Linked DNA regions of Homo sapiens: region 1 is linked to region 2. A link is a contact called in ENCODE Hi-C data. All regions are on one chromosome and are shown on one strand. The core of a region is the stretch at or near the end of the contact, and the rest is flanking DNA. Distances in the headings are between cores, read along the strand shown. Region 1 has its middle 87 kb from the start of HNF1B. Region 2 holds the start of CCL3 (C-C motif chemokine ligand 3).

Region 1 (6,397 bases), core at 134-2,633, 1.7 Mb after region 2:
AGTGACATCCTCTTTTAGGTGCCATATTTTTCCATGTCTGACGTCGGAAAAAGCACTTTCAGTTGTGAGGATAAGATGAGCTCACAGGTGCTCAGGAAATGGCAGCATCTCTTGAGAGATTCTGTTAAGGAAAGTGGAGGAGGAAGGGAACTAGATATAAATCTTCTCCTTTAATACTTTCAGGAGGTATGGTTCTCCTTATCTCACTGAAAAGGAAACAGGGCAAATTTCCTGCCCAAGGTCACACAGCCCAAATGTAGGGAAGCTCAGCTCTTCTGATTCTGGGCCATTCCCCCCACTTCACCTTGCAGTGCCATGCTAGCTTCTCTTAGACTTACCGTTAATTTCCATCAGTTTCAGCTGACTCATCCTTTCCTCCCAGGCCCTGAGACCACACCCAGGGTTGTTTGTTTTTAACTCTAAGATCATCCTGTTTTCCATAGGCCTGAGCTCCATCAGCAAGCCAGGACCCTCTTCTGATCCATACTCCAAAGTCAGCATAAACATCTCCAGCCAAAGCTGTTCCTTGTTCTGTCAGTAACACAGTTCCCGAGGAGACCAGGGCCTCTTTCCTTCCGTTGTCTCCTGGTTGCTCTGCTTCTGGTGACGAAACAGGGGCAGCGTCAAATGAAGAACATCATCTGTCCTACAGACTAGGCAACTGTGAATTTTTCATCAATCCTGATTTCTCTAATGAATTGCAACATGCTCTAACTCCAACATTCAAAATTCAACATTTCCATTCCCTATTTGTTAAGGGTGCAGGTGAATATGAAAAGGCAAATTCAAAAGGTGAACTTTCCTATCTCTGAAGGGCACATGCAGGAGCCTGAACCCGGCTGGGAGCCAGGAGACCTGCATTTTGGTCCTGACTCCCTCCCTGCTGCCTGTGTGCTCTTGGGCAAGTTGCTTAATCATTCTGGGTTTACGTGCTTGTTAAGGACTCTTTCAGTGCAAATATTTTATAATTATAAACACTGAGAAGATCCTGTCAATAATGTAGTTCCTTTGTCATGCTAAATGTCACACATGCATCATGGCCTATGATACCTGATGAGTTTAGAATTTTTTCTTGATTGGAACAGGGATGGGTGTTTAAAACAAAAGACTTGAGTCCTTTCCAGCTGGGGCCCTGAGTCTGTGGGTTTGGTAAGTCAATTAGGCTGCAGAGTCACAAGTAGTTTACCTTGTCAAAATACTAGCCATTTGTTTAAAATCAAATCCTCAAGATGGAGTGGTATTTCCAAACTCCACTGAGTTGGAGCCTCAGAACTAGAGAACTGGATAATGGAGTTAGTCCAGCACATACTTCTGCTTTGCTAATACCTTCCGTTTTTGTCTAGTACCCCTTGGTAGTGAAATATCTGTTCTGGGTCTTTCCAAGGACAACCACATCCGAGTGGGGAGAAGGCCGACATTCAGGGTGCTGGAAGGGTGGGGTGGCATGATTCAGATCAACAGGGCTGACTTTCCACTGTTTCACCTCACTTGCACTGTAGCCACCAGTTCTGGGACTCCTCAGTTGACAGATGTGGAGACCCAGAGTCAAGGAATGATGTCCCCTAGGACCCCTGGGGAATTTGACACAACCACAGTCAGCACCTGGCTGCCATCAGCCTAAGGCTGTCACTCGAGAGGGCTTCCTCTCCAGATGAATACAAGCTGACTTGAAGGGTAAAAGAGTCTAAAAAACATACGATTATCTTAAGAACAACTTTAACACATGTAAATAAAGACCCATAGATTTTTATTTCTATTTTCAGTCAAACACATATCAAAACCCGGCATGTTTTCAAACACCACGGCGGATACTTGATTTGTATTTCCTGAAGCCACCCCAGTGAGCCACTCTGAAATAAATTAAAAAGAATGGTCAAGGCTGAATGCACACTGAGGTTTCCATGTGCTCAGCTCAGCAGATTCAGGTATGACCCCTACAGAGCTTGGACTCTGAACTGGCACTGACATTCTCTACGCTCAGCGACCATTTCACACAATGAATTCATCTGTGTAATTGTGCCTAGCTGTCCCCAGATTAACTCCATGTTTGCATGAAGATCAAAATGCTTACTTTTCAAAGTTTGGTTTTCTTCCATTTCTGTCTTATCTGGGGAGGCATTCATGCTTGGAATTTCCTGGGCTTTTCTTTTTTAAATCTCATGGAGAGACTGAGAGTGTTAAGGGGGAAAGAGTAGCAGGCAGGGGCAGGGGGCTTGCCTTTTATTGTTCTTTTTTTGAAACAACAATTGGCAATTTTTCTTCACTGTTTTAGTGTTCTCTTGTTAAAGACAACCCAGACCTCAGAGTAATAGCATTCTTGCTTGCCCCCACCCCTAAATCCTACCTTAGTCAGAACATGAGCTAGAATTCTGCATCATTAAAAAAAAATTCAGCCGAGGCAGGTAGATCATGAGGTCAGGAGTTCGAGACCAGCCTGGCCAACATAGTGAAACACCGTCTCTACTAAAAATACAAAAACTAGCCAAGTGTGGTGGCACGTACCTGTAGTCCCAGCTACTTGGGAGGCTGAGTCTGGAGAATCGCTTGAACCCGGGAGGCAGATGTTGCAGTGAGCCGAGATTGTGCCATTGCACTCCAGCCTGGGTGACAAGCGAGACTTCATCTCAAAAAAAAAAAAAAAAATTCGATTGGGTTGTCAGTTACATAAAGAGTGCACGACTGAAGTACCTACCTTGATAAGTACTTATGTCTGCTTTGCTTATACCTTCCGTTTTTGTCTAGTACCACTTGGTGATGAAACGTCTGTTCTGGGTCTTTCCAAGGACAACCACATCTGAGTGGGAAGAAGGCTGACATTTGGGGCGCTGGTAAGGTGGGGTGGCATGATTCAAATCAGCAGGGCTGACTTTCCACTGTTTCACCTCACTTGAGCTGTTCTAGGAGAAATATTGGAAGGCATGCTGCACCTTTCTTCACAATGGGATCGGCAGGTGAAAGCAAGACATTTGAATGGAGTGGAGTGTTTCACTTAATCATTAGCACTGCTGACATCAATAAAAAACAAATAATGCATATCATCAGCATGAGCACCTACAGTGAGTGGAAAGGAGGCCAGGTTCTTAGTAAGCTTTATGATGAGGTAGGGGACAGATGGGATTCAAAGCGGAGCCGAGGAAGCAGTGTGGCTTGTATTTCAGCTGCAGCGTACAATTATTTTTGTGGTCGAAGAATCCAAACTGCGCCAGCTATTTCAAAACAACATCAGGAGGGCAGAGGTGTGTTTTCCAGCATCCCCAATGGGTGCCAGGAGACAGCCTTGAGAACAAACACATCTTTTCTTGAAATAGGAAGCCAACTATTTAGCTTATGCAAGTAATACTATAAAAAGGCATTGTAAGTTGACTTGCAGCTCCTGAGCTTTGGACCAACCTCTAGACTTGTTTCAAAAGGCTCTTTCTGGAGGAAGAAAAGTCCTGAGGCTCTCAGGTCAAGCCCTGGCTCCAACAACAATTTAAATCAAGTAAAAGCCTCCTTCGCCTATAGGTTGAACCAGCCCAGGCAAACACCATTAAGACAGCTTCCAAACAAAGATGACAATATTACCATTTCAGCCTGAACCTGGTTTCAAAATTCATTTTGTGAAATGTTTAAAGTTGGACAAGCCAAGCAGAACTATAGCATTAATGAGACCCTAATGAAAATTCATGCATTCAACTCATTCATTCAACAAATATTGAGTGGGATGTGCCAATATCTATTGACTGGGAATGTGTAGTATGACTCCCTGGCATCATTAAATGTGAATGTGAATGCAAGAGCAGCTGGTATGGTTGTGCTTTCTTCACAAATTTTGTTCAGCTACACAGGATCAGGTGCCAAATAAGCAGAGTTGGATTTAACCAGGGCTGTGGTTTCGGCAAAGCAGCGTGAAGTGAAGGAAGAGAGAGTTGAGGATATGCAAGGAAGTGATGGAGATGAATAATTATGGGATTGAAAAGTGAATTTTATTTTATGTTTTTGAGACAGGATCTCTCTCTGTCATCCAGGCTAGAGTGCAGTAGCGGGAATATGGCTCACTGCAGCCTTGACCTCCTGGGCTCGAGTGATCCTCCCACCGCAGCCTCCTGAGTAGCTGGGACCACAGGTGTGTGCCACCACTCCTGGCTCATTTTTGTATATTTTGTAGAGATGGGTTTTCATCACATTGCCCAGGCTGGTCTTCAACTCCTGGGCTCAAGTGATCTGCCTGCCTTGGCCTCCCAATGTGCCGGGATTATAGGCGTCAGCCACTGTGTCTGGACTGAAAAGTGAATTTTATTGAAAAATAATTTTGTTTTTTAATGAGTAATAGTCTTGGGTTTTACTTGCATTCTAAGCCTAACACTGCCATCTACGAGCTGAGTGATCTGAAGCAAGTCACGCTTCCTCTCTGGGACCAAGTCACTTCTATAAAATGAGGTGGCTGGACCAGGAGCACTAGAAGATAGAGAGGATCTGTATATGATTGAATGAGTCATATGAGGTCCCTCCTGCTGAAGGTCATGGGTCCAGTTTTCTTTCTGCTTTAGTAGACTGGGAGCAGTAAGTATAGGATCAGTTTTTTGTTTGTTTTTTGTTTTTGGTTGTCTTTTGTTGTTGTTGTTGTTGTTGTTGAGACGGAGTCTCGCTCTGTCACCCAGGCTGGAGTGCAGTGGTGCGATCTCGGCTCACTGCAAGCTCCGCCTCCCAGGTTCAAGTGATTCTCCCGCCTCAGCCTCCCGAGTAGCTGGGACTACAGGCGCCTGCCACCACACCCAGCTAATTTTTTGTCTTTTTAGTAGAGACGGGGTTTCACTGTGTTAGCCAGGATGGTCTCGATCTCCTGACCTCGTGATCTGCCCACCTTGGCCTCCCAATGTGCTGGAATTGCAGGTGTGAGCCACCATGCCCGGCCTGTTCTTTCTTTTTTACTGGGGTGCAGAAAGAAACAAGACTCAAGGGCTTGTCAAAACTTCTATGCATGTGAAATGATAGAAGTTCACTTAACAAGAAGCGGCAGTGACCAAATGACTCAGCACCCGATTTCCACCGCATGGTCTCTTGAACAGCCGCGAGAAGACTAAAGCCTTCTAAGCACTTCCGGTGGAAGGATGGGCCACAGGCCAGCAACATGGGCAGGACCTGGGAGCATGTTAGATGTGCAGAATCTCAAGCCCCATCCCAGACCTACTGGATCAGCATCTGCATGCTAAGCAGGTGATCATGCACATGTTAAAGTGTAAGAAGCCCTGCTCTAACTGCCCCATCCCGTGGTGCAATGAGGCTCGGTGTCCCCACAGAGCAGTCAGCAAGCCAAGGTATAGTTATGGGAAGACTCATGCCAGGTAGGACTGCGGAGCTGGGGTGAGTGACATGGGCACAGGCCTCTGCAGAAGCTTAGCTCTGGTTCCCCTAGCAGCAGCAGCTCAATTTGGAGGGACTGAAGGGGAGGGGGTATTGGATGGTGGTGTTTCTGTTTCACTTTACTGTCCCACTGACACTAGCACTGGCGGGAGAGATTTTCTCTATAATCTGCTGAAACCTGAGAAGGAATCTGCAAGAATAAACAGAGCCTTTAGAGCTTACCAATTCTGATATTTGGAGGCCTTTGCAAGGTTTAATTCAATTTATTATTTATTGATGACCTACCGTGTGCCAGATATCAGGAATACAAAGAGAATAAAATGTCCTAGTGTTGTATTGGGAAGGGAGGGTCACATTCTTGCATGTGTCTGTGTTTGGAGATGAGATGAGTCGGGGGCAAACCTGCAGCAATAGAGCAACTGCATGCCCAGTGTCACCTGGGTCCCGAGGGGCAGGACGAAAAACAGGTTAAGGAAGGCTTCCTGGAAGAGGTGGCTCCTAAGCTGTTAAGTAGGCTAAGAAATGCTCTGTGCATGAGCTAACCCATTCCATACACTCACCACACACACTCACTCACATGCACTCACACACAAACTCCCACCCACACACATCCACATCCACACACACACTCACATGCATGTATATCTACTCCATCCACACACACACTCACATGCACTCACATACAATCTCCCACCCACACTCACAATCCGCATCCACACACACACTCACAGCATGTATACGTACTCCATCCACACACACATATAGGCACATTCACACCCACCCACATATGTGCACATGCACCTACACACACACACACCACACATTGTAGTCTTTCTGGGGAAACAGAGAAAGTCACTCTTTTGAAGAACCTCAGAAACTGCACAATAAGAGCTCTTCTTAATTTGCCACCAAAACTCAGATAAAGTTGAAGGTCTAACTTCCAAGAAGATCTTCTAGACTGTTTTCCAGATTGTTATAAATGCACCTTCAGACATGAAGGAGCACCTCACGGTTGCACTCAGATACCTCCTGGGATGTGATTTAGTCTTGATGA
Region 2 (6,035 bases), core at 2,933-5,432:
TCAGATTGTCCATAGAGGACATTCTCCCAGGGAGGAGAGCTAGGGACTGCCAGATCAGCTGAACTGCTTAAAAATGCAGTACCCATTCTCCAGTTCCCTATCAGGGGTCTTTGTTCAACTTACTGTTTGTTCATAACACTTGTATTTAGGGAATGTTGGGCATGATTAAACTTCGTTTAGCTTTGGGTTTCTAGACCTTGAGAAACAATTCAGTGCAGGCAAATATTGTATGCCCCTATATTTTTTCCTGAAAGCCAATAAAGAAGGAATGATGACACCTTCACTGCGTCTATGGGGACAAAAGCTGCTTGTGTGTGTGTGTGTGTGTGTGTGTGTGTGTGTGTGCGTGTGTGTGTGTGAGAGAGAGAGAGAGAGAGAGAAACAGCCTTGTCAAAAAGACGTGTTTGTTGCTGTACCCTCATTATATGAAAGCCATCATGGCATCAAAACAGTATAAGCCAGGTTGAGCTCTATCCTCTCTGCATCAACTCAGAATCCCTACCAGAAAGTGGTTGTGATGGATGGAATATCACCCATCAAAGAATAGGGTAAGATGAGACCAGAGAGGTAAGCTATGCAAGCTAATCAGAAAATAACTCAAAGTTTTAAAAGTGCAGAATATAAAAAGGAAAAACCCTCATTCCTAAAAAAAAAAAAAAGCCTCATTTCCTCAAAGAAATCAGTTAGCTATTTGATGTGTATCTTTCCAAATATTTGCCTATGTAAATATATATGTATATATGGCATTTAAAAATAAAACAAAATAATATACTTTACAGATAGTTCCATAGCATATGTAGAGAATATATATGCATATACTGAATGTAATTAGGTCTGCCTTTTACATATAATATTATGGACACTTTCCACAGTTATAGATGTGTGCTACTTTTTTTTTACTGACTTCAGAATATTCCACTGATGGACATCTTAATCCTCTACTGATTAATCCCCTACTGATGACTGTTTGCATTTCTTTGCTGTTTGCCAACCACACTGCAAAGAATATCCTCATGTCTACATATCTTATCTTTTGGCAGTGTTTCTATGAAGCAGATTCCTAGAAATGGGATCAGGTCAAATGGGATGTAGTTCACATAGTATATGCATTTTAATATTTGCTAAGTAGTAGTGTTTATGCTTTAAAGAGTTGGAACACTACAATTCTAAACATGTTTGGACACAAAAAATAGATTATTTGAAACAAAATGAAATAAGCATAGCTCGTAAAAATTAACACGTTTGGTTTTCACACAAATATTTTGAATTTCTCTTTCTTCTGCAAAAAGGACCCTAGCTTAGTATGGATTTCTTGTACAGATAATGCAAACAATCCATCTATTAAATAACTTACCTTTCACAGTAAACCTATAGACAGCATCCTGCTCCACACAGAAGCTGATTGTCTTTTCCTTCTCTAACATTAGCTATTTATTTTGTAGAGTGTAGATTCTAGAGAAATAATGTATAATACACCTGTTGCCATATGCAGAGACTTACCACATTTAGAAAACAGTGGTGAATTCTATTGACAGTGGCTCTCAGTCATTAACATGCTATGGAACACCTCATGAGCTTGATAAAAATATCAGTTCCCAGGTCTACACTTAAAGATCCTATTTAAGTGGCTTCAACAATCACTGCTCAAACACTCTATGTCAACTCAGAATCCTGACAGGAAGTGGTTGCAATGGATAAAGTATCATCTGTTAAAGAATGGGGTAAGATTTGAGTATAGGCGGGTCATACTTTGGGAAATAACTTGGTCAATGGTTAACAGCATAGTCTGTAGTTCAATAAAAGTCCAGTTTTGGAACACAATTGACCGTTTACGTGCTGTGTAACCTCAGCCAAGTTGTCTAACCTTTCTGAGCCCTGGGTTACTTTTCTGTCAAGTGGAGGTATTAATAGTACCTAAGCTGTACTATTGCATTGGTAAGATTAAATGAGCAATGTATAAAAAGCGCTCAGTAGGAGGAGTAAGCCTCAACAATGTAAATAATTGCTATTAAGAGCTTGATTCATCATGAATATGCCCTACAGAATACTATGCTTAATGGTGGCCATTCGAGTAGTGAATTCTCCTAGAGCATGCATGTTATGATTTGAGTTATAACATATTCGTAGTTTCAATGTTCCAGAACTGTGTCTCCGTTGTAAAGTGGATAACTCTGTGGTAGCCCTCCCCATCTCTCCCAATTTCCCTCCATTTCACCTCTTCCTAATCTTTGCCTATGATTCCTCTTAACCAGTGATTTTGATTTGCCAGAAAAACAAAACCAAACTCAATACTGGTTTACCTTTTAAAAGAGCATCTTTATTATTTCCCCAGGCCGATCACAGCCCTGAACAAAAGCATCCGATACACATTTGTCAGTCTGGTGGCTTTGGTGCCATGACTGCCTACACAGGCTGATGACAGCCACTCGGTTGTCACCAGACGCGGTGTGAGGGAAGGGGGAGGGGACAGGGGAACTCTCAGAGCAAACAATCACAAACACACTGTGAAATCGAAAATAAATTACAAAAACTAAATAGTATAAATAAATTAAAATTTAAGTTAAGAAGAGTCCCACAGTGTGGCTGTTTGGCAACAACCAGTCCATAGAAGAGGTAGCTGTGGAGGTCACACGCATGTTCCCAAGGCTCAGGCTCCTGCTCCTCCCCACTGGGCCCACCGAGGTCGCTGGGCCTCGAAGCTTCTGGACCCCTCAGGCACTCAGCTCCAGGTCGCTGACATATTTCTGGACCCACTCCTCACTGGGGTCAGCACAGACCTGCCGGCTTCGCTTGGTTAGGAAGCTGTGGAGAAGGGAGGAAGAGTTAAGCACTGGGGAATCCAGCAGGGGAATCCTGGGCCCACCATGGCCCCACCATTCTGCTCTCTGTCCTGGGCAGCTCAGGGCTTGCTCCTCTTTCAGGGGCCCCCTGCCTATCTCTGTCTAGAGAGCTTCTCTCAGTGACTCAGTAGGGGTGGCCCTCAGAGTGTCCCGCTGCCTCCTTCTTCCTGTCCCTTTCCTCTGGGCTGGGGCAGCCCTTCCTGACTCTGTAACACATGCCTCACTCCAGCTCCAAGTCAGGTCACACCTCGGAGCCCTGCGTCCTGTATCCCCGATAGGCTCCTGAAGGCTGGGCCTTTCCAGGATAGCCTTCTGGCCTGTCTCTGCCCCAACCCTGACCCTCCCTACCTCCATAGAGGTGAGCAGGAAGACTGGCACTTACATGACACCGGGCTTGGAGCACTGGCTGCTCGTCTCAAAGTAGTCAGCTATGAAATTCTGTGGAATCTGCCGGGAGGTGTAGCTGAAGCAGCAGGCGGTCGGCGTGTCAGCAGCAACTGTGGAGAAAGGAAGAGAATGAGCCCGAGTCACAGCTCAGAAGAAAAGGCCAGGCAGCTTCTGATCCCCGAGCAGTTGAGGAAGGCAGGCTTGCTCAGACCAAGTGACTGGAAGGCATTTGGGCATTTTTGCTGAGAAATGTCTCTTTGTTTCTGTCTGTATCCTTCTTTCTCCTTGACTCTTCATAGTGGGTTCTCTGTTTCTCTGTGTGATCCAGATACCTGAACGGACTGTTCTCTTATCTCAGTTCTCTTCAGGGAATTTTGTCTGGTTCAAGAAGTCATACCCCAACCCAAGAGAAGCCTTGGACATCTCTCATAAGACATCCAAGGGACAGAGCTCCTGGGAGACCTAGAGTGAGCTGGAGAGTGAACAACATACCCCACTGGGAAGTAAGCAGCCCTGGATTCTGCCTCTTGCTAACTGATTCGTTTCGAACCCTGTTTTTCTATCTGTAAAAGGGACTGTAACTCCCCTGCCCCTGCCTAGATTCTCATACCTGGAGACTAGGGGGCTAAGACCCCTTCTAGAGATAAAAATAAAAGTCTTAAAGAGAAAGACCAAGATGTTTGGCAGCCCTTTAAGAAGTTCTCTTTTCTCTTGGGGGCTTTTAGGCCACAAGAAAAGATTGATGTGGTCTAACCATGGCCAGAGAGTGGTGATACCCACAACGAAACTCAGACTCACGTGATGCAGAGAACTGGTTGCAGAGAGCCATGGTGCAGAGGAGGACAGCAAGGGCAGCAGTGGAGACCTGCATGATTCTGAGCAGGTGACGGAATGTGGGCTCGAGTGTCAGCAGAGCCAAGAAAGGACTGACCACTGTCTGCTGCCCGTGTCCTTCTGAAGTCTGAAACCAGCTCTCCTCTTTATAGGCAGCCCTGGCGGATGGGGAAATGGAATCTGGGGGTGAGGAGGGAAATTTTTAAGCGTAGTGATGCTGTCATGCTAAGTTGCACAACTCAGGGTCCCTGGTGACCACAGGGGCTCAGGATATCCAAGAATAGCATCTTTGAGCTATTCTCTAACTCTCAGCTCTCAACTCATGACTTGTTATAGTTTCATAGGGAAATGGTTTCTCCTGTGAGTGTGAAGAGGGGTATATGTCAACCCAAGGCTATTCTTAGTCAGTCCCTTCTCATAAGAACTGGTCTGTGCATGAACTCTCCAGCCCCATTCCTTCCCACAGAGCTGCAATTCTGCTTCCTCAGCTGCTATAACCACAGGGATAGGGTTGATGGGCTGATGCTGTGGAGGGCTGCACAACCCTTCCTCCTCCCAGAGGCAAAGAACTGAATGAAAGCTGGAGGAATAGAAAGCATGAGGTCATGTTTCAGTCATTTGTCTATTTATTAGTCATGTAGTGACTAGGGCGCTGTGTTAAACGCTAGTTGTGGATCATAAAAATACTTTAGAGGTGGGTGTCAATATGTCAGGTGCCTAGAAATATCTGTAGCCATTAACCTAGAAAAAGCATTTCTAGGAAAGAGTTCTGTGGAAACAACCCAAATATGGAGCCATCTTCAAACATAAAGATACCTGACCCAGCATCGTTTATAACTCTAAAATAAACAAAGCTAAATTTTTCTCCATCAGGGAATGATAAATTATCCACTAGATCATTTATTATTAAGTCTCTAAAATGAATGAAGTGGCATAAATATGCTTATAACATCAGTGGTTAAAAAAAGCAAGATACGACATTATACAAATTCTACAAAGTCTGAAGAATTGTACAAATATATATATATATTTGTACTATATATACATGTATTTGTACATATACACATATATATTTGTACAAATATATATATATTCCTTGCCAACCCTAAGCATGGAAAAAAATACAAAGGCTTGGAAATACATGCCTTAAAGAATGAATAGTTCTTATATTTGTGTGATAGGTCCCTGGGTGATTTATTTTCTTATTTTTTTCTTTTTCTGAATTTTTCTCATTTTACTTAGTTAGACTTTATTACCTTCTTGGTCAGCCCACAAATTTATAAACTAATTTTTAAAAAAACATTTCCAACATCACTGGTTGAAAAATAGGTTGTTGTCAGTTGTTTAATCTGAAAGAAATTATTGATAAATATGCTGAAGTTTCTGTTCAATGGTTTTGGCCAAAATGAAGTCTTGATTTCCCATTTCTTTGAACCATTTTAAGGATCCTATACTATACTTACATAAATCATGCCAAATTGAAGCAGTTTTTTACTTATTCTTTTCAATACATAATTTCAGTGGTGTGGAAGGGTCTCTACCTTCTCAGCCAGATTATATGCTTTTTTTTCTTTTCCATACTTTGTTATTTTATTCTTTCACAATCAATCAGCATACCTCATTTTATAATGAGAAATAGATTTAGTTGGTTTTAATGATCTTTGTTTCTGAGATGCCCCTGATCTCGTGGGGGCAGGTAGAGTGTATGAACAGGTAATTGTAGCATTTAGCCGAAAGTGCTAGGACTCCTAGTAGAAAAAGAAATGAAAGCTCAGAATCCCACGAGGGGAAGAAGTGACCTTCCACCAGAGGGTTGGGGAAGGCTTCATGGAAGGGATGGAACTTTAGTTGTGTCTGGATAACTGCCCGGGATTTAGGCATCTATAGATGAGTGCCCAGCTGAGGCAGAGTCCTGAGTGTGACATTGTGGGTTCAGAGGAAAGAGGGGGTGCTTCAGTGGAGCTGCAGAGCAGT

Evidence for each region. Hi-C counts contacts between places; a loop is a spot of excess contacts on that map. Pooled maps may share reads with other maps.
Region 1: a loop to region 2 is called in a map with no recorded cell type, with 9 times the contacts of the local background. The contact joins the enhancer-like site here to the promoter of CCL3 in region 2. A Hi-C loop is called at or near these places in 2 of 37 single-sample maps with no recorded cell type and 3 of 50 pooled maps.

What each region holds. Positions count from the first base shown.
Region 1 is chr17:37,828,365-37,834,761 of GRCh38, forward strand. No RefSeq gene overlaps it. Among named protein-coding and RNA genes, the nearest start is that of HNF1B, 87 kb to the left of the region's middle. Within about 2 kb of position 1,384, at least 4 of the 41 ENCODE cell types and tissues checked have a DNase peak (open chromatin) inside an H3K27ac peak, as active enhancers do.
Region 2 is chr17:36,085,961-36,091,995 of GRCh38, forward strand. CCL3 (C-C motif chemokine ligand 3) reads right to left here and starts at 4,183. Exons shown (of 3, transcript NM_002983.3): 1 at 4,026-4,183; 2 at 3,223-3,337; 3 at 2,296-2,802. The coding sequence starts at 4,098. The coding sequence ends at 2,712. CCL3-AS1 (CCL3 antisense RNA 1) reads left to right here. Exons shown (of 3, transcript NR_186417.1): 3 at 3,586-3,902.